Linked DNA regions of Homo sapiens: region 2 is linked to region 1. The links are chromatin loops, found by intact Hi-C in ENCODE. Cell type or tissue: GM12878. All regions are shown on one strand. Links, peaks and the distances in the headings refer to the core of each region. The heading gives the core; the rest is flanking DNA.

Region 1 (11,746 bases), core at 4,037-8,036:
TTTGTTTGTTTTTCAGAGTCTAACTTACCTGGGGAAGGGAAATACCCAACTCCAGTACCCTCTAGCCATTCTGTCTCACTTAAGGGAAAAAAAATACTGAGAATCACTGGCGAAGTTCACAGTCCCAGAGCACAGGTGTACCCAAACCCTCACACAGATTTATAAACTATAAGAATGCTTTATCTTCCCCCACAAAAACAAAAGCACAACGTACCAAAAGTAATGAAATGAAGCAAAAGCAGTACCAAGAGGGCAGTTGACAGTAATGAATGACTATATTATAAAGAGGAAGGATATTAATTAACAATTTAACTTCATACCTCAAGGAACACTCAAATGCATTTTATCAGGCCAGCATTACCTTTATACCAATGCCAGACAAAGGCATCACAAAAAAGAAAACAAAGGCATCACAAAAAAGAAAACAAAGCCAAGATCCTTGGTAAATTTGAATACAAAATTCCTCAATAAAATACTAGCAAACTGAGTCCAACATAACATTAAGAGAATCATACTAACATTAAGAGAATCATACACTATGATTATTGGGATTTATACCTGATACATAAGGATGGTTCAACTTTTTAAAATTAATGTATGTTATTATACAATATCAATATAGCACATTACATAATAAAAAATAAAAATTACAGGATCATAAATGCAGAAAAGGCACTTATCAAAATTAATTATGCTTTCATGATAGAAATTCTCAACACATTACGAAAAGTAAGAAATTACCTCAACATAATAAAGGTCAAATATGATAAGCCCACAGCTAACATCATACTTGACAGTGAAAAATTTAAAGTTTTTCCTCCAATATCAAGAACAAGACAAGGATGCCCACTTTTACCGTTTCTATTAAACATACTACTGGAAGTCCTAGCCAGAGCAAGTAGGCAAGAAAAAGAAGTAAAAGTCATTCAAATAAGAAAGAAAAAGTAAAATGTTCCCTGGTGTAGATGGTATAATCTGTTAACTTTTAGAAACTGTTAGAAAAATTGAATGAATTCAGTAGAGTTGTAGGATACAAAATCAACTTACAAAAATCAGTTGCACTTCTATATACTAACAATGAACTATCTGAAGAGGGAACTATGAAAATCCCATTTAAAACAGCACAAAAAGAATAAACTAGGAATAAACTTCAGTAAGGAGGTCAAAGACTTATATACTGAAACCTACAAAACATTGATAAAAGAAATTAAACCAGAAGAAAACAAATATGAAGACTTTCCATCTTCATGGATTGAACAACATGATATTGTTAAAATGTCCACACTACCCAAAGTAATCTCTACCAAATCCCAATGGTATTTTTTTACAGATATAGAAACAATTCTAAAATTCACATGCAACCACAAAAGTCTCTGAATAGCTAAATAAATCTTGAGCAAACAGAATAAAACCATAGACACCATATTTTCTGATTTTAAAATACATTACAAATTACAGTAATCTAAACAGAATGCACTGACATAAAGATGGACATAAAAACCAATGGAAAAGCATACAGAGCCTAGAAACAAATCTACATATTTACAGTCAACTGACTTTCCAGAAAGGTGCCAAAATACACAATGAAAAACAGAATGTCTCTTCAATAAATGGTACTGAGAAAACTGGAATCCACATGCAAAAGAATGAAACTGGACCCTTATATCACACCGTACACAAAACTTTATTCTAAACAGATTAAAGACCTAAATGTAAGATCCCAAACATTAAAATTCGTAGAAGTGAGAGTGGGCTAAGGACTCAAATAGACGTTTCTCCAAAAAGACACGTAAATGCCCAAGAGGTAGATGAAAAAGTACTCAATGTTTCTGATCTTAATGTAAATGCAAATCAAAACCATGATAAGGTGTTATATCAAACCTACCAGGATGACTATTACTTAAAAAAAGTAGAAGAAGAAACAATACTAGGGAAAGAAATTGGTACCCTTGCATGGTACTGCTGAGGGGAATGCAAAATGGCGCAGCTGCTATAAATAGTAAGAAGGTTCCTCAAAAATTTAAAAATAGCACTGCCATATGATCCAGAAATCCCATTCCGGATCTGAAATCATGATCTTGTGGATATATTAACACTTCTGTGTTCATTGTTGCACTATTCATTACAGCTAAGAAATAAAAATAGTCTAAATGCCATCAGCAGATGAATGGATACAGAAAATGTGATATATACATACAATGGAATACTACTCAGCCTTTTAAAATAAAGAAATTCTGCAATATGCAACAACATGGATGCAACCTAAAGACATTATATTAAATAAAATAAGCCAGTAACAAAAAGACAATGCATGATTTATGTAACGTAACTAACATAGTTACATTCATTGAATCAAAGTGTGGAATGGTGGTAACCAGGGGCTGGAGGATGGAGAAATGGAGTTGGAAATCAACAGATATAAACTTTCACTCAAGCAACATAAACAAGCCTAGAGATCTATTCTACAATATTGTACCTACAGTCAAAAATTATGTAGTGTACACTTAAAAATTGTTAACAGATCTCATGTTAAGTGTTATTTCACAATTTTAAAAAGTGAAGGAGAAATAAAACCTTTCTCAGACAAATAAATATTGAATAAATTTGTTGCCAGTAGACTTGTCTTGCAAGAATTGTTAAAAGAAGTTATTTATTTGAAAAGAAGAAAAATGATATAGGTCAGAAACACATATCTACGTAAAAAAGGAAGAGCATTAGAGAAGGAATAAATGAAGGTAAACAAAAGCTTTTATTTTTCTTATTCTTAGTTGGTCTAATAGATAACATTTTGTTCATAAAGTAATAGCAACAATGTATTTCATTATGTATGCTTACACATATATCTTTGTGTGTGTGTGTGTGTGTGTGTGTGTCTGCATTAGTTCGTTCTTGTACTGTTACAAATAAATACCTGAAACTGGGTAATTTATAAAGGAAAGAGGTTTAATTGGCTTATGGTTCTACAGGCTGTACAGGCTTCTGCTTCTGAGGAGGCCTCGGGAAACTTACAAGAATGATGGATGGTGAAGGGGAAGCTGGAACGTCTTACCTGGCAAGAGCAGGAGGAAGAGGGAGAAGGGGGAGGTGCTATACACTTTTAAACAACCAGATCTCATGAGAACTCACTCACTATCATGAGAAAAGCAAGGAGAAATCGGCCCCTCTGAGCCAATCACCACCCACCAGGTCCTTCCTTCAACATTGGGGATTACAATTCCTCATGAGATTTGTGTGGGGACACAAATTCAAACCATATCAGTATCTAAGAACAGTATATATGCTTAGATGTAAATGACAGCTATGATACAAGAAATGGGAGGAAGGCATTTTAATTATTTTTTTAAAATATAAGGTATTCATACTACCTGTGAAGCAATAGCATGCTCTTTGAAAGTGGGTTTGCATTAGCTGTAAGGGTATATTGCAAACATTAGAGAAATTACTTCCATATAGCAAAAGTAAATGGATTGAGAAAGATATTTCTAGTTTTCCACCTTAGGAAACTTGAAAGAGTAAATAAAATCAAAAGTAAGCAGAAGAAAAGAAATAATAAAAATTAGAGCAGAAATCAATGAAATTAAAAACAAGAAATCAATAGAGAAAACCAAAAGATGGTTTTTTGAAAAGATGAAAAAATTGAAAAGCTAAGAATAGAGATGATACTAATTACTAATATCAGAACTAAAAGTACTGGGAAAACTTAGATAAAATAGGCCAATTCCTTAAAAGACACAATTTCTCAACAAATACATAGTTATTTCTTGTTACAAAGGAAAACATTCTTACAAAAGAAATGTAAGGGATAGACATAAATCTATTAAAAATCAAATCAGGGGAGGTGGAAGAAGATGGCAGACTAGAAGTTTCCACTGATTGTTCCCCTCTCAAGGATGCCAATTTAACAATTATCTACAACGAAAAGACACCATCAAGAACTAAAAATCAGGTGAGCACTCACAGTACCTGGTTTTTACCTTCATGTTGCTGAGAGAGGCACTGAAGAGACAGAAAAAGCAGTCCTGAATCGCCAACGCCACTCCTCCTCCATGGCTGGCAGTGGTGGTCTGGGCCTCAGGAGAGCATCTCTGGGTGCTGGAGGAGGGAGAACATAGCAATTGTGAGGCAATGACTCAGTGCTATCCTATTACAGCAGAAAGGAAAACCTGGCCAAACTCAGCTGACACCTGCCCATGGAGGGAGCATTTAAATCAGCTCTACCCAGAGGGTAATCACCTCTCCCAGCAGTCTGAACTTGAGTTCCTGCAAACCTCCCACTGAGGGCTACGGTGAGGTCTGTCTCCAACTAAACATGAAAGGCAGTGTAGGCCATAAGGACTGCAACCCTTAGGTGAGTGCTAGTGCTAAACTAGGCCCAAAGACAGTAGACTGCGGGGGAGGGGCACAGGACCTACTGAGGTACTCCACCTGCTGGAGCAGCCAAGAGAGTACTGGCATCACCGTACCCTAATCCCAGTCTGCACAGCCTTTGGATCCAAAGAGACCCCTTCCTTCTGTTTGAGGAGAGGAGAGGGAAGAGGGGGAAGGACTTTGACTTGCCTATTGAATACCAGCTCAGCCACAGAAAGACAGGGTACAGATCAGAATCATGAGGCCCTTGGTGCAGGCTCTAGCTCCCAGATGGTATTTCTAGACAAACCTTGGGCCAGAGGGTTTGTCTAGAAACTGCCTTGAAGGAAAGGACCCAGTGCTGGTAGCATTCATCACCTAGTGACTAAAGAGCCTTTGGGCCCCAAATAATCATCAGTGATACCCAGGTACTCTGTCGAGGGCCATGGGTGAGCCTCTGAGACATGCTGGCTTCAGTTGATACTCATCACATTACCAGCTATGGTGGCTATGGGACAAAACCACTTATGCTTGAGAAAAGCAGAGGGAAAAGTAAAGGGGACTTTTTCTTGTACCTTAGATGCCAGCATAGCCACAGAGGGTTAGAGCACAAAGAAGCCTCTTGGGATCCCTGATTCTAGCACTTTACTCTTAGATGGCATTTCTGGACCTGCCCTGGGCTAGAGGGGAGCCCACTGCCTTATGGGGTGAGTCCCAGGTCAGGCAGCATTCACCACAAGCTAACTTGAGAGCCCTTGGGCCTTAAGGGAAAGTTGGCGTAGTCTGGTAGTATGCCTTGTGGCCAGGGGTGGCTACAGGGTGAAGTGCCTTTGCCTTTGGAAAGAGGACAGAAGAGTAGGAAGAAGTGTATCTTGTGGTTTGACTGTCTGGTCAGCCACAGTACAATAGAATACCAGGTAGACTTCTAAGGTTTTAGACTTTAGTCTCTTAATGCTGGATTGCACCCCTAGACTCACCTGGAGTCTGGAGGATCTCACCACCCTGAAGAGCAGGTCGCAGGCTTATCTGGCTTTGCCTCATGCTGATTGTAGAGCTCCAGAGCCTAAAGCAAACATAGGCAGCAGCCAGTGAGTGGTTACAGCAAGCCTTGGGTGAGACCCAGTGCTGTGCTGACTTCAGGTCTGACCCTGCACAGTCACAGTGCTGGTGGCCACAGGGGTGCTAGTATCACTCCACCCCCAGCTCTACATGGTTTTTAACGGAGAGATAGAGACTGTATGTTTGCGAGAATGTAAATGAAGAGAACAAGAGTCTCTGCTTGACAATCCAGAGAATTCTTCCAGATCTTGTTCAAGACCATCAGGGCGGTACCTCTATGAGTCTGTAAGAACCACAGCATTACTGGGCTTGGGGTGCCCCCTAAAGGAGATACAGCTTAGATCACAACACCCAAGTCCTTTCAAATATCTGGAAAGCTTTCCCAAGAAGGATGGCTACAAATGAGCCCAAACAGTGAAGACTACAATAAATACCTAACTCTTCAACGCCAAGGCAAAGAAGAACATCTACTTGCATCAACACCATCTAGGAAAATACTGTCTCACCAAATGAACTAAATATGACATCAAGAACCAATCCTGGAGAAACAAAGATATGTGGCCTTTCAGACAGAGAACTCAAAATAGCTGTGTTGAAGAAACTAAAAAAAAAAAAAAAAAAAGTCATGATAACACATAGAAGGGATTCAGAATTCTATCAGATAAATTTAACAAAGAGATTGAAATAATTAAAAAGAATCAAGCAGAAATTCTGGAGCTGATAAATGCAATTGGCACATGGAAGAATGCATCAGAGTCCTTTAATAGCAGAATTGATCAAACAGAAGAAAGAATTAATGAGCTTGAAGACAGGCTATGTGAAAATACACTGTCAGAGGAGACAAAAGAAAAAAGAATAAAAACCAATGAAGCATAGCTACAGGATCTTGAAAATAGCCTCAAAAGGACAAATCTGTTATTGGCCTTTAAAAGGATGTAGAGAAAGAGGTAGGGGTACAAAGTTTATTCAAAGGGATAATGACACAGAACATCCCAAACCTAAAGAAAGATGTCAGTATCCAAGTACAAGAAGGTCATAGAACACCAAGAAGACAACCCAAAGAACACACCTCAAGGCATCTAATAATCAAACTCCCAAAGGTCAAGAATAAAGAAAGGATCCTAAAAGCAGCAAGAGAAAAGAAACAAATAACATACAATGGAGGTCCAATACAATTGGCGGCCGCCTTTTCAGCAGAAACCTTACAGGCCAAGAGAGAGTGGAATGACATATTTAAAGTGCTGAAAGAAAAAAACTTTCACCTTAGAATAGTATATCTGGTTAATATATTCTTCAAACATGAAGGAGAAATAAAGACGTTCCCAGACAAACAAAAGCTGAGGGATTTCATTAATACCAGATCTATCCTACACGAAATTCTAAAGGGAGTACTTCAATCAGAAAGAAAGATGTTAATGAGCAACAAGAAATCATATGAAGATACAAATGTCTTGAGGCAAATAACAATGGAAACAATATATGAAAACCTATGGGATACAGCAAAAGCAATATTCAGAAGGAAGTTTATAGCTATAAATGTCTACATCAAAAAAGTAGAAAAACTTCAAATAAAAAATCTAATGATACTTCTTCAGAAACTAGAAAAGCAAGAGCACATCAGACCCAAACTTAGTAGAAAGAAGATTAGAGAAGAAATAAAATTGAAATAAAAACATATAAAAGATCAGTGCAACAGAAAGTTGGTTTTTTGAGAAGTTAAACAAAATTGACAAACCTATAGCCAGGCTAAGAAGAAAAAGATACAAATAAATAAAATCAGAGATTAAAAAGGAGATATTACAGCTAATACTGCAGAAATTCTAAAGATAATTAATGTCTACTATGAGCCACTATCTGCCAATAAATTTGAATATCTAGAAAAAATGGACAAATTCCTAGATACATACAACCTACCAAGATTGAACCAAGAAGAAATTCAAAACCTGAAGAGACCAATAACAAGTAACAAAATCAAAGCTATAATAAAAAGAATTCCAATGCAGAAAAGCCTGGGGACCCATGGCTTTACCACTGATTTCTACCAAACATTTAAACAATTAATACCAATCCTATCAAACTATTCTTAAAAAATAAAGGAGGAGGAAATATGTCTAAACTCATTCTACAAGGTCAGTATTACCCTGATACCAAAACCAGACAAAGACACGTCAGAAAAAGAAAACTACAGGCCGGTGTCTCTGATGAACATTGATGCAAAAATCCTCAACAAAATACTAGCAAACCAAATACAACAATGCATTAGAAAGATCATTTATTGTGACCAAGTGGGATTTATCCCTGGGAAGCAAGGAGAAACAACCTACACCAATCAATCAATGTATACATCATATCAACAGAATGAAGGATAAAAACAATATGATTATTTCAATTGATGCTGAAAAAACATTTGATAAAATACAACATCCCTTCATGATAAAAACCCTAAAAAACTGTTATAGAAGGAGCGTACCTCAAAATAATAAAAGCCATATATGACAGACCCACAGATAGTATCATACTGAATGGGAAAAAACTGAAAGCCTTTTTTCGAAGATAAGGAACATGATAAGGATGCCTACTGTCACCACTATTATTCAACATAGTACTTGAGGTCCTAGCTAGAGCAATCAGACAAGAGAAAGATATAAAAGGCATCCAAAATGGAAAGGAAGAAGTCAAATGACCCTTATTTGCAGATGATATGATCTTATATTTGGAAAATCCTAAAGACTCCACAGGAAACCTTTTAAAACTGATAAACAGGCCAGGTGCAGTGGCTCACGTCTGTAACGCCAGTACTTTGGGAGGCCTAGGTGGGTGGATCACCTGACGTCAGGAGTTCGAGACCAGCCTAGCTGACGTGGTGAAACCCGATCTCTACTAAAATACAAAAAGTAGCCAGGCATGGTGGCTTTTGCCTGTAATCCCAGCTACTCGGGAGGCTGAGGCAGGAGAATTGCTTGAACTCAGGAAGTGGAGGTTGCAGTGAGCCAAGATCATGCCACTGCACTCCAGCCTGGGTGACAGAGTGAGATTCCATCTCAAAACAAACCAAAAAACAAAAAAAGTGATGAATAGATTCAGTAAATGTGCATACACAAAATTAACATAAAAATCATTAGCATTTCAATATGACAACAATGAACAATCTGAAAAAGAAATACAAATATAATCCCATTTATAATAGCCATGCAAAAAATGAAACAATAATTATCTTAAAGAAATAAAAGATCTCTATAATGAAAAATATAAAACACTGATGAAAGAAATTGAAGAAGCCAACAAAATTTGAAAAAATATTCCATGTTCATGGATTGTAAGAATTAATATTGTTAAATATCCTTATTACCCAAAGCAATCCACAGATTCAGTGCAATCCCTATCAAAGTACTAATGACATTCTTCACAGAAATATTAAAAACAATTCTAAAATTTATATGGAAACACAAAAAGGCCCAGAAGAGCCAAAGCCATCCTAAGCAAAAAGAACAAAACTGGAGGAACTATATTAGCTGACTTCAAATTATAGTACAGAGCTATAGTAACCAAAAGGGCATGGTACAAGCATAAAAGCAGACACATACACCAATGGAACAGAATAGAGACCCCAGAAATAAATCCACACTGCCTACAGTGAACTCATTTTTGACAGAGGTGCCAAGAACATACACTGGGAAAAAGACAGTCTCTTCAATAAATTTTTCTGGGAAAACTGGACATCCATATGCAGAAGTATGAAACTAGAATCCTATCTCTCACCATATACAAAAATCAAATTAAAGTGAATTAAAGACTTAAATCTAAGATTTCAATCTATAAAACTGCTACAAGAAAATATTGGGAAAAATCTCCAGGACATTAGTCTGGGCAAAAATTTATTGAGCAATACCCAAAAAGTGCAGGCAACCAAAACAAAAAATGGGCAAATAGAATCACATCAAGCTAAAAAGATTCTGCACAGCAAAAGGTACAATCAACAAAATGAAGAGACAACCCATAGAATGGGAGAAAATATTTGCAAACTACCCATCTGACAAAAGATTAATAACCAGAATATATAAGAAGCTCGAAAAACTCTGTAGGAAAAAATCTAATAATTGGATCAAAAAATGGGCAAAATATTTGAATAGACATTTCTCAAAAGAAGACATACAAATGGCAAAGAAACATATGAAAAGGTATTCAGCACCACGGATCATCAGAGATATGCAAATCAAAACTATAATGAGCTATCATCTCACCCTAGTTAAAATAGATTATATCCAAAAAACAGGCAGTAACAAAGGCTGGCAAGGATGTGGAGAAAAGGGAACTATTGTACACTGTTGGTGGGAAGGTACATTAGTACAACCATTATGGAGAACAGTTTAGAGCTTCCTCAAGAAACTAAAAATTGAGCTACCATATAATCCAGCAATCTCACTGCTGGGTATATACCCAAAAGAAAAGAAATCAGTATATTGAAGAGATATCTGCACTCCTATGTTTGTTGCAGCACTGTTTGCAATAGCTAATAAGAGGAAGTAACCTAAGTTTCCATAAAAAGATAAATGGATAAAGAAAATGTGGTACATATATACAATGGAGTACCATTCAGTCATAAAAATGAATGAGACCTAGTCATTTGCAACAGCATAGATGGAACTGTGGATCATTATGTTAAGTGAAACAAGCCATGTACAGAAAGAAAAACACTTCATTTTATCATTCATTTATGGGAGCTAAAAACCAAAACAGTTGAACTCATGAACATACAGAGTAGAACGGTTACCAGGGGCTGAGAAGGGTAATTAGGAGTTATTAATAGTAGGGAAGTGGGGATGGTTAATGGATACAATACAAAATATAGTTAGAAACAATGGAATAATACCTACTATTTGATAGCACAATGGGGTAACGATAGTCAATAATTATTGTACACTTCAAAATAACTTAAATACAGTAGTTGGATTGTTTATTACTCAAGGATAAATGCTTGAGGGGATGGATACCCTGTTCTCCATGATGTGCTTATTTCACATTGCATGCCTATATCAAAACATCTAATGTACCCCATAAATATATACATCTACTATGTACCCAATAAAATTAAAAATAAAAATTTAAAAACAAAACAAATTCAGACCAATAATTAATAACCTTCCAAAACAGAAAGCACCAAGCCCGGATGGATTCACCAGTGAATTCCTTTATGTGTGTGTGTGTGTGTGTGTGTGTATATATATATATATATATATATATATATATATATATATATATATATATATATATATATATATATATATATATATATATATATATATACACACACACACACACATATATACACACACACACATATATATATACATAAATATATATATACGTATACATATATATACACACACACACACATATATACTTTAAGTTCTGGGGTACACGTGGAGAATGTGCAGGTTTGTTACACAGGTATACACGTGCCACGGTGGTTTGCTACACCCATCAACCCATCATCTACGTTAGGTATTTCTCCTAATGCTATCCCTCCCCTAGCCCCCCAGCCCCCAACAGGCCATGGTGTGTGATGTTCTCCTCCCTGTTTCCATGTCTTCTCATTATTCAACTCCCACTTATGAGTGAGAACATGCGGTGTTTGGTTTTCTGTTCTTGTGGTAGTCTGCTCAGAATGATGGTTTCCAGCGTCATCCATGTCCCTGCAAAGGACACGAATTCATCCTTTTTTATGGCTTCATAGTATTCCATGGTGTATATGTGCCACATTTTCTTTATCCAGTCTATCATTGATGGGCATTTGGGTTGGTTCCAAGCCTTTGCTGCTGTTAGCAGTGCCACAATAAACATACGTGTGCATGTGTCTTTATAGTAGAATGATTTATAATCCTTTGGGTATATACCCAGTAATGGTATTGCTGGGTCAAATGGTATTTCTAGTTCTAGATCCTTGAGGAATTGCCACACTGTCTTCCACAATGGTAAAAGCATTCCTATTTCTCCACATCCTCTCCAGCATCTGTTGTTTTCTGACTTTTTAATGGTCGCCATTCTAACTGGCATGAGATGGTATCTGATTGTGGTTTTGATTTACATTTCTCTAATGACCAGTGATGAGGCTTTTTTTTCTTTCATATGTTGGTTGGCTGCATAAATGCCTTCTTTTGAGAAGTGTCTGTTCATATCCTGTGCCCTCTTTTTGATGGGGTTGTTTTTTTTCTTGTAAATTTGTTTAAGTTGGTTGTAGATTCTGGATATTAGCCCTTTGTCAGATGGATAGATTGCAAAAATTTTCTCACATTCTGTAGGTTGTCTGTTCACACTGATATAGTTTCTTTTGCTGTGCAGA
Region 2 (11,746 bases), core at 3,392-7,391, 130 kb before region 1:
CAACTTGATAGAACAGGCAGATGTCATTTCCAGGGTGATAAATTTGTAGGCAGTCAAGTTTTTGCAAGATGAAAAGAGCTTATAGACATTTATTGCTAAATGTTATTGCATACATTTTGGAGAACTGTATAAACAGAGATTAAGAAGTAAGAATCCAGGCACAGAAATTTTCATTCCTCAAAGGGAAAAGAACAACATAGGAAAACAGAAATCAGATGAGAAAGAATTTAGGCAGGACTAAGCAGAGGCTTACCTTCATTACTGGTTATCACTAGCACCTTAGTAAGAAGAAACTGGAAACTGTAGAGTAATTTCATAAACCTGGTAGAAGCAGTTGCAAGGATATAATTTTATGCCACATTTGCCTCTATAGTACTGTGAGTATGGTAGGATAAATTTCCTAACCCTCCTCACAACCAGTTCAAGAAACTTAACCTCCTCTTGGAGTATGTTGTATATCAAAGTTCAAATAAAAAGAAGGGGTTGTTTTATGGCAAATCACATTGAAGAACTGATAAAACATATTCTGTACAACAATACATACAAGATCTGATGGCAAGAGGGTGGTTACATTTCATGGGAAATGTTTGATTACCCTTTAGACAGTGTGCCTGAAGACCAGCCCATGTAGAACATATTTCTTTTCAATGCTCAGAATCTAAAGCTACTGGGCCCCTATCATTACCAAAATCCATGGTATAGAGGATGACTGACAAGACATGAGGCAAAGCCAAACAAAATAAGAAGGAGGGTGTTGGTGGAGGGTGACTGGGAACCAAGGTTGAGGGTTTTTGGATGAGGGAGGTGAGAACTCCAGACTCCTTGTGACGCTTTATCTTGATTGCAGAGTTAGCCATTTGGTGCACTTGAAATACCCAGGACTAACGTTCTTTGCTGTTGGAATAGTTTGCTACGGTTGCCATAACAAAGTACTACAGACTAGGTGGCTTAATCAACAAAATTTATTTTCTCACATTTCTGAAGAAGCGAGTCCAAAATCAAGGCACTGGCAAGTTGGTTTCTCCTAAGGTTTATCTCTCTGACTTTGCAGATGGCTGCCCTCTTGATGCCTCTTCACATAGTTGACCCTTTGTGCACTCACAGCCCTGGCATTTCTTCCTCTTCTCTGAAGGATGCTAGTCAGATTGGGTTAGGACCTCATTTTAACTTAATTACCTCTTTATAAACCTTATCTCCAAAATGCAGTTATATTCTGAAGTAATGAGGGTTCCGACGTCAACTTATGAATTTGGAGAGAGGGGACACAATTCAGCATACAAAATTGCCATGTATGGCATTCAAGAGACAAGTCGAATACTGTAGAGAAGATATGCCCAGATTCCAGAACACTCTCCAGGCATGGAGTTACATGTGGCTGGGGTTACAGGAGCACACACAAAATTGCCAGTCCTAAGTGTCAACTAATCTTTTGTTGTCTTCATGCAATTCTGAATTATACATCTTCCCAGATATTGTTACAGATATTTAGGTTGGTTGATTCTCATTTCAGTGTTACATCAAAAGGTGCACAGCCAAGAGGACGATATTGGATGATGAGCAGGCTCCTGTAGCGAAGACTGTCTTCATAAGCTTTATTTCTCTGAGTGGGCTATGCATTCACCTTTTTGATTTGGCATTGTGAAAGGCAAGACACTCTCTGGCTTTTGGTTGCAGCACTCTGTAAGGATGCTATTTGTGAAAATAGAAGCAAATTAAAAGGCTAGTAGTCTGCATGTCCCTCATTTTTAAACCTCTTACTGTTGTGAAAATCACATGAAGTAATGTCAGCAAACGTGATTTACAAAACTGTTAAGTGACATACACATGTGTATTATCACTTTGTAGTTATTTTGGCTCCAGTCGTGGGGCTCCTGGAGTTCCTCTAGTATTAGAATGAGTTATAAACCAATACTCTTATTGTCATCTCTAACTTCAGACTTAAAAGTCTTAATAGGAATAATAAGATATTAATCTTTTCACTTGAAAAAGCCATACTATATGTTTTATATGGGATGACGATAGAGTTCTGGAGAAACATCACTGCAGAAGCCACCAAGTTATTATGATTGCTTATGTTTTAGTCACACAAAATAGGCATGGAAAATGAAAAATTTGTGCCAAAAGGAATAACATGCCTTGGGGAGTTATTTCATGAGGCTAAAAGCATGAATAATGCAACAAGTCAGAAAGGCAAAATAATTTGTAGTTAATGGGAGGATGTTTGCAAAAGAGCTCCAGTGATGGGGAACTTGTCAGGAGGCTTCGTTGGGTGACAGAATTTCAAGAGAAGGGAAGAGATGTTCCACTGGCATTTTCTCTGGCTAAAACTCAGAGCTGGGCTAAGAAAAGATAAAGAGTGTTTGTAAGCACAGGAGAGTAAGATAGGCGGGGACAGGGGTATTGGAAAGGCCAGAGCAGCAGGTGGGCAATAGCCCTAGTGGCTCAGCAGGGCTAGAATCCAAGAGCATTCGGAATTCTTTACCCTTCTCTGGTGGGCCTCCCTTGTCCTAGATTTTCATGATGTTTTAGCAGTTGGTTCTCTGTATGTGAATACTTGGTTTTGTTTATATCTCCACTCCACTTTTATAATGTCAATTTTTCATTTTTATTTAAGAAGTATTCTATCTGCATTAAAGATGATAAAATACATAACAAGATACATGATAGTCTTTGCCTCACAGGGATCTGTTATTTAAATATGTGGTTTTCCTTCATAGTCATATCTTATACTCACATTTGTCATATGCCCTAACATCGAGGGATATCATTTATATGCCTAAAGATAGCAGTATCTTACTGAAAACTAGAACAAAACATGATGTCAGGGAAGAAAGTAAAGTAATATGTAGTTGTATAATAGATAACCCTTCAAATACATTTTTTTTTTTTTTAAACAGAGTCTTGCTCTGTCACCCAGGCTGGAGTGCAGTGGAGAGATCTCCATTCACTGTAAGCTCCGCCTCCTTGGTTCACACCTTTCTCCTGCCTCAGCCTCCCGAGTAGCTGGGAATACAGGAGGCCACCACCACACCCAGCTAATTTTTTTTTATTTTTAGTAGAGACCAGGTTTCACCATGTTAGCCAGGATGGTCTCGATCTCCTGACCTCGTGATCTGCCTACCTTGGCCTCCCAAAGTGCTGGGATTACAGGCGTGAGCCACCACACCCGGCCCCTTCAAATACATTTTAAACATATAAAATTATTGTATATTACCTATGACTGCATGCATATGTAAGTAGTGAAAGTATGTAAGACATGCGTAGGGACAATGTATGACTATTTCAGAAGAGTGGCCACATTTAGTAGAAGAAGCAGATGGTAGTGAGGCATTAGCCGTTTTTATAATGTTTCTGTTTTTGTTTTCTAAAGGGGCTTTAAACCATATGTAGCAAAGTATTAATATGTGTTTAGGTATTTTTGTACATGAGTACTTGCATTAACAGTAGTATATCCCATACTTTTCTACACGTTTGTTTTATCTAAATAAAAGTGAATTAAAAATTAAAGCCTTAACCCACTTTTTCTGCTAAAAGCTTCCTCATCAGGCAGAATCTCAAATCATTCACAGCTAATATTTACATTTAGTAGTTGAGAAATATTTTTCCATCTGGCATTGAGGTAAGGATGCTATTTTTAAGACAATACATTATTGTGTATTACTATTTTATAAAAGATAACACATATGCCATGAAGATAGTATGCAAGGGACTGAGAAACTTTGAAAGTGCCACAGTTTTCCTCTAAAACATTAAAATTGCACAAAAATTCTATAAATGAATTACTTCCCTTACAGAAAGGTATGTTGTCAAATAATTTTGAAAGTAGGATCAGAAAACTGGCTTCTAGCTCAGTTCTGCTAGTAATAGTTTAAGCATGGGCAAGGTGGTTAACTTTTCTGGTTCTTCACTTTATTTGTAAAATGAAGATATTCTTTCTAGCTCTGAGTCCTCTCAGTAGGTGGTAGAGTGGCGGAGTGTAAAGGAAGTAGGTTCAGAAGTCAGACTGGGGCATGTAAGAGCATTTACAGTCCCTATCTTACAGGGTGTTTATGAAAAATTTATAAAATAATAGAAACACGTCCTTAAAATAGTGCCTGGCAAATATAAAAGGGCTCAGCTTTTTTAATTGCTGTTTTAAAGTGTTGTGATTCAGTATACTCAGAACCATGCTAGGCTTGTGAAAGATTATAATACCAAATACATTGTTTTGGTTTATCACTTGTATATTTCCACTATTTTGTTACATCCCAGAATTGAAAGAGATACAATAAGTATAGTACATGAGATAATTACTAATCCATATAGTCTCTAAGAAGAGTGAGGTGGTGAGGTTCATCCTCAGTCTAGAAGAGGAGCTCAGGGATGAGACATGCCTGTGATGGGGCTTGGACTGAGTCTAAAAGGATTTAATGAGTAACGTGGAAAACTAGCTTAGTCTTAGTGGCCATTCTTACCTCAGTCTCTTCTCAGTTGTCAGTGCTAATTATTGCAATGAAATAACAAAGTCCTAAGTAATTTTTATCACTAACAAGGAGAGTTCTAGGTTATGGGAAGAATCTGACTTAATTCTTTACAACCTGGGGCATGGATTGATAATTTATTTCTTAAGCAGGAAGTTTATGTGCCAAAATTTGCATGCCTCTACTTAAAAGCATGAACTCTATTTCTTTCTAAAACTCAAATACTCTTTCCAAACAAGCTGTTTGTAATCTTCTTTGCCAGGCATCTCTCTGCACGCTCATCACTTTTCTCTTGCCCAATGAGGCAGTGCACTTGGTTTTGTGCTTCTTAGATTGAACCAGGAGGAGAATTCAGCTGTCACCAACAAAGAGGAAGTCAGCCTTGAGCAGAGGGTTACGTCACTGTCTAGAATTGTCAATGCCTTCCCCCTAGAGGAAAGGCAGCTTCTCTTAGAGAGCTAACCATTAAATTAGATCCTTTTAGAAATCAGGCTCTGGAAGAGTTTATTCAGAGTCTCTGGCTAACTAGGCAATGTGGTGAACTGCAATAAGCAAAGTTTCCCAGGCAGGTGGATCTAGGTTGGCTCTTCCTCCTTCAAGCTACTGAGATTATTGTGGCAAATTACTTACCTTCCCTGAGACTATTTTCTTATTTGTAAAATTGGAATAAAAATGAACCTACCTTATTGGGCTATTGCAAGGATTAACATGATAGTTCATGTATAGTATTTAGGAAACTAACCAATAAAATGAAAGTTACTTACGTGTGTGTTGCACATAATTTGGTATATCTATATTAGTTCCCATCCCTTTGCCCTTTCTTCTCTTTCCGAAAAGTAAATCAGTGTTTCAAAATAGTAGTATTGATGTTTTATATTTATTCTCTAGAAAGTATAAAGAGAAAATTCAATATAATCTCAAATATATTGAGATAGTGACTCTTCAAATTCAGTATAATCTTAAACAGTAGATATAAAACTCAAAATTCTATTTGATCAAGAGAGAGAAGACTACTATAAAGAGAATAGAATGGCACACAGTTTTCTTTTATATCAAGCCAGCTGTTTAGGTAGGTAATGGTGTTTGTTTCCCCAGTCCACATTGTTACCCACGTTAATTAACATTTTGTTTCTGTGAGGATCCCAACATGCCTTTGCTGATACCCTTGAACGTGACCTCCTAACATCTAAGGTTTTGTTGTGTTTCGTTTTGTAGTTGTGCATATTTCTCATGTTGTTTGATGTAAAAGGATTTTGAATGGAGATGGTACTTAATGAGTTAAGTGATCTCAGAAATCTGATTCAGAATCCAAATTGAGGTTTTTTTTTTCCTTTTTGGTCCCATACTAATCATTTTGTTCACCTGAGCTGACTCTCTAGTCACAAACTAATCAAGTCTTTGAAACGCTTTCATTTCCTCTTTTATGCTGTCTTTCACAAGGAAGCAGGAACAGAGTACTAGTTTTGACAGAAAGGAGCCACTGCTGCTTTTTACATCATGGTCCTCTGTGTATTCCCAGTGTGACACTGCTCTCAGAAGAGATGGCTAGAAAGCAGCTCCTGTGAGAGTGGCCCTGAATATCAGGTAACTTTTCCAGTGCTGAGGCATTTCTAGAACTCAGGTATTTTCTTCTGTTACCCTTGTGTGGATTAAAACACAGAATATTCAGACCCCTCCTGGAAATGACCATGATGAAACCATAGATAGCTAAGGAGAGCAAGGACATAATTGTGTGCTCTATAGTGTATTGATACCAGGTAAATCTAATGAGAAGAGATTCCATAAGTGATTCTCATTTTACCAATGTTTTCTTTTCTGTATATCTAGCTACCTTAATCATAGTAATGATAAAAGTTCATTAAACACTATATGCTAGGCATTTCTACTGTCTTAACATTCATAGTACCTACCTATGAGGTGTAGGTACTATAATCATATGCACTTTATCTATGAGGGCACTGAAGCACAGAGAAGTAAATAGATTATAGTCATACAGCTTGTAAGTCTAAGTGGTAGGCCCTGGAATCTAACTTGAGTCTTTGGACTGTAACTCCAGCAGAACCAGATTTGGAGAATGTACTTGCAAAAGGCTGCAATTTGTCCAAAGCTGCTGCTGCTTCCAAATGTCATTTGGATTGTGTGAACAAGATAGTTTTGAAAAGGGAGCTCCCCACTGAGATACAGGCTTTCTTTAGAATAGCCTTGCCTCAGCTCCAATTACTTTAGTGTTTAGCACATGCAGTGAGGCTCCTAACTCTCTCTCAATCTCAGATGGCTGTAGGGATTATTAGACAAGGCATATGTGATATTAGGCTGCTATCTGAGGACCTATTATAAAAAGATTATTTTCTAAATTTATTATAAATTTTCTCTGGCATGTACTAGATATGTTTGTTATTTTAATGCCCAGCTGTTTTTTTCAAGGATTCATTCTTTTTGGAAGATAAATAGCAAGGTGCAACAGAGAGTACATATTTTCACTTTTTCAATGTGCATACTTCATTATGTATATAAAAAGATAGACAACATGTTTTGGTGCTAAAAAAGAATTACAAGAAGAACCTGAAATCACAGAAATATGCTGTGTGTAACCAAGTCAATATAGAAATGAAAAAGTATGAATCAGAAATACTTAGAGGAAACTCATTTTTCACCTTTCCTTGGTAATACTCAGTAAAGGAAAGGGCTTTTCTAGGTATAGCTCAGAAGGAAATGAAAAGGGTTTTTTTAGAGAGAGCTCAGAAGGAAACAAGCAGTGATATCATTCATTCCATGAGGAAAACTCTAGTTAATGGTAACAAGAAAGTGACCCTTCGTCATTGAGAACATTTTCTACTTTTCTTGTGACACAATACAAGACACCGTGTGTATTTTTTTTTTTTTTTTTTTTTACAGAAATGTGAATGAATGAAAACAAATGTCCCTTTCCTCAGATCCTATATGGGAACTATGCTGGGGCACTTAATGTTCTACTGGGCTTACCATTTCTTTCAGTGAAGTTAATGATCATGCATCTTTACAACAACATGGATTAACAGAGCACCTGGAAAGTCCCTATTTCCTGGTTTCTGTGACTCAATAAACTTATAGATATTTTCACATCATAAAGCATCTATGCTTTATGCTTCATCTAAGACCTTAGAATATACCTTAAACAAACTGTAACTTCTATCATATATGGAGACCTGCATCTATCACTGTCTTTGAAAACAAGTATCATGAATTGTTACACCCGAGGGTAAAAACCCATGAATGTGGGATGTGGCATTAATGGACAAGGAATAGAGCAATAAGCAAGAGCAAAATAACAGAGCCTCTTATATTTTATACTAAGGAGTTTCAGCTTCAACAATGAGGTGTGGGATGCCACTGAAGTGTTTTAGAAAAGGCAGCATTATCATCAGACTTTTATTTTAGAGATATCACTTTCATGTCACTGTGAAAATGTTACTGTAAATGACTAAGAAAATCATATTTATATTATATATTACATTAGCTGACAGCATTTGATTTAAAGCTGGACTAGTGGAAGGGGGTTGTATTTAACCCTTTTTTATAATATATCTTCTGATATTCATATCTAAAAGGAAAAAAAAACCCAAATGAGCTACAACTCAAACGTGATAATAATAGACTATATCCTACAAATGACACAGAGAAAAGAATCACTAATACTCTGTATGGACTCTTCAGATTTCCAAAGTCCTCTAGTGTATGTATTTTTGGCATCTGTCATATAGCAGTGAAGCCTGGAGACAGGTCCTGAGTGCCCTCTATGATGTAAAGCATACTAATTTAGAAAGAATCCAAAAAGTTATATATATAGAAAGTTGAGTAATAAATATTGGAAATGCCAATTACAGATTTTTAAAAAATATTATTATTACAATACATAGTTACCATTATCTCAACTTTGAAGTGATAAAAAGAGGTGTCAAAAAGGATAGATGGCAAACTTAGTAGGTATTCAACAAAGATAAATATACAAATAAATCTTCCCCTCAAGTTATGTAAGGATTGGATCACAAGCATTGAGCTGTTACCTTAACACTGGTCAAAGACTGCAACTCTGAGTATATTAAATTGCCTTCTTTAAGAAACAGAATAAAAACTCTGAAAAATATTCTTCCATGCTGTGATGAACATGACAATAATAATAATAACAATGACAATGATGGTGATAATGGTGGTGATGATTTAGTTTTCCTCACTGGTAATTGTGTTTTCTGCTATTGACATATCCTAAACAATAAAGTGTAGGAGGAGCTAAGTATAGGAAGTTTGATTCCAATCTGCTATTTAGGAATTAAGTGAAATCATTCAATTTCTTCATTTAACTTTACTAATTAGGAAACAAGCTCAGACAAGGTGAAACACCACTTAATTGGACACAGAGTTTCAAAGCATCTTGCTTTATACACTTCATAATTCACACATAATTCTCATATATTGAATGTCCCTTAAAATATCTGGCCTTTGGGGCTCAGTCCCCAAATCAATAGGCACAGTAAGGGGGAACAAGACAGAAGTGGTTCAGTACCACCAAAATTTGTTCCCAGGTTGACGGCTTCCTTGGCTCTGCTTGGCAGCTATATATGAACATCCTGAAGTAGGAAGAAATCACTTCTCTTCAGAAGGGCAAGGATAGCCTTCACCAATCAATTCTTATTTCTCCTCTGCCACCAGAGGCTGAAAAGGTCCTAGGTAAAAACACCTAGAACTTAGCTCTGTGCCATGTGTCTTTGTGTGTTTCTTTGCTTGATCAGAATCTGGCTAGTTATAATTTAATCTAATCAAATGCCATATAAGTTTATCATTTGATCTCTCCATGGTACCAGTGTCCTGTGAAAATGTTCTAGGCATAGATTTTGTGAGACTGGTGTAAAAAATCGGACACAGATATATCTATTTTTGCCCTTTGGATGTATTTTTTTAGTCTGCTCATTTTCCACCCCAAATGGAGCTTTCCTTTTGGTTTAGAATGGTCTCTTTGCCTGACTAGGAAAAGCCTTCCAAAAATACCAAGGTAATTAAAAAGTATGAGTTATGATCTAAAAATCATATAAATTTGTAGGATGTGTCTAGGATTCTGCTAAAAATGGCACAAAGGAAAACTTTGTGGCCATCCATGGTATCCATCTGAGAGCAATTCTTGTAGAAAATGTCCCCTTATTGAATACGGCCAATATTGTAAGTTGCAAAATACAAGTATTATACATATTGTGAGAATGAAAGCTCAATATATTTTCTTAGGAACATAGTTTCACAAAATGAACAAATGGTGTGTATAGAATCAGCTTGTCCGGATGAGACCAGGAAAGCTGAATCAGCTTCATTCGAAACCATCAACATCTATGACCTTGGAACAAATCAATAGAATCTATTCAGCTTGTCTTTGGGAAATAGAGTTAATTCAACTTCTAATTCGAGTGAATTAATATCTATTGATTCCTCACAATGTGCCTGAGATACAAGTGGTTAACTTTCTTGTCCTCCAGTAGCCCACTGGCTAGACTAGAGATCAGTTTGTACATATTGAAATATAATCCAAAGTTGGGATATGACCATTGCACAAAACGTTAAAGGGAAATAGGTGATGACTGAAGGGTAAAGAAAGCTGGGGAAAGAGGAGGACTTCACAGAGGAGGTGAAATTTAAGTTAGATAATTAAGGAAGAATGCCCCTTTCCTCTCTTCTTAAAAATTGCTCAAGAGTCCTGTAAAATCACATATATTTTCTTCCTAACTGATCAAATACTTCAATTTTCTAGCATGTGAACTAAGTCTATTGGTAGAGAATAATGAGCTAAATTGACTTTATAAAATGTAACCATCCTGTCTTGCATATATTTGTGAAGACTAGAGTTGGAAGTAGACGTTCTCATTTGTCAAATGGAGAATTCGAATCAAAGATTTAATTAGATGAAAAATTAGAAGAAAATTGGCACTTCTGTTTCTTTCTGTCTCTAGAAAAATCTCACTATTTTGCTTGGAAATTTTTGTTTCAAAACAAAGCAAATTAACTAAAAACCAAAAAAAGCTAGCATCATATAGATTCCTTAAAGGATTATAAATTTGTATATAGAAGGATCATTAGACTGATTCTGTTTGGTTTCGTATTACAGAATAGGACCAATGATTCGTTGCCTGGGTTTTGGCTCGATAAAGGCAAACTTCTAAAAATAAGAGTGACTCAAAATTCAAATAGAATGACTTGGGAAGTAATGAACTATTAGTTTTCATAAGAAGAATGGTCACCACCATTCCAAGTTAAGCTCAGAGTTGTTACAGTCAAACATAAATTTTCTCTAGCAGTATTTTGGATTGACTCGAATAGTCAAAGCAAGAGGCAAGAGAAGCAAGAAAGTTCCACACTGTCGAGTAGGAGTGAGATGACTTTGGATCAAACATTAAAAATAAAATGAGAAGCTAAGAGGGAAAAAGAGCAGCAAATACTAATTCTCCCTCTCTGAACCATTTGGGAACGTTCTTTGTCCTCGTGATATATAAATAAGACAGGTTGAAAAGAAAACTGACAAATACTTTTTTTTTTATTACAAATTAAGAACCATCTGTACAGCCAAAAGGCTTAAACAATACAAAGTGTTCTATCATGGACTAGATGAAATGAGATATATAAAGAGTTAGGTGTGTATGCAGATTTGTCAAATAAATATAAAGGTACATTTTAAATGTCCTTTTAAAACATTAAGTCTAGGTATGGATTAACCTATTCAGTGCTTTAATTATAATTTTGCTTGACATCTCAAGACTAACTGCAGCTCAACACAGAGACAAGCAGAGAAGCTGAACTTTAATTCCAGCCAGATAATTCTGAATATCATTTTTCAAGCCAAGGAAAATGCAATGCTGAGTTGGATTTTTCTACTAATAGGAATTGATTTGATATTAACTGAAATTGGATGACTCCTAAGTTTCTTTCTATCAACCAAAAGGAAAAATATGACTATAATTTCTAATATACTTTCCCAGTCAAGGGACAAAGGGCAAAGAGCACTTGTAACATTGGGAATATTATTTTCTGGTATGTCTGGTGACCCTAGGGGTTAGAACTCCTTGTATTTCATCACAGGACTTTGATAGCATTTGTTTGGCTATCACCTTCTCTCTCTCTCTCTCTTTCTCTCTCAGCTTCAGGAACAATAGAATTGGTGGCAGAAGGAGAAGAGGCTTTATGAGCTTGGCTACATTTCAGTTCTAAATATTTGGTTGTTAGGGATAACCGAAGCTTCCTGGTACCTTTGCCAAAATGACTCTCTTCTGCCT

The links. Peaks named below come from ENCODE experiments on the same cell type or tissue, not always from the same donor. Only the 100,000 strongest peaks of a DNase experiment are listed, where the experiment ranks them.
Region 2: a loop joins it to region 1, with 4 times the contacts of the local background. A loop is called at or near these places in 2 of 110 quality-filtered maps.

The regions. Positions count from the first base shown.
Region 1 is chr7:19,976,989-19,988,734 of GRCh38, reverse strand. All of the region lies in intron 3 of MACC1-OT1 (MACC1 3' UTR overlapping transcript 1), which reads left to right. Among named protein-coding and RNA genes, the nearest start is that of MACC1-OT1, 160 kb to the left of the region's middle. In GM12878, for the core only: a CTCF peak has its summit at 5,713 (motif pointing left); DNase peaks (open chromatin) are centred at 4,874 and 5,674.
Region 2 is chr7:20,107,750-20,119,495 of GRCh38, reverse strand. All of the region lies in intron 1 of MACC1-OT1 (MACC1 3' UTR overlapping transcript 1), which reads left to right. It overlaps LOC105375181 (a long non-coding RNA gene), which reads right to left. Exons shown (of 4, transcript NR_187885.1): 3 at 5,225-5,344; 4 at 941-1,689. Among named protein-coding and RNA genes, the nearest start is that of MACC1-OT1, 27 kb to the left of the region's middle. RefSeq lists an enhancer at 2,144-2,670. In GM12878, for the core only: no CTCF peak of the experiment used is centred there; DNase peaks (open chromatin) are centred at 4,835 and 5,825.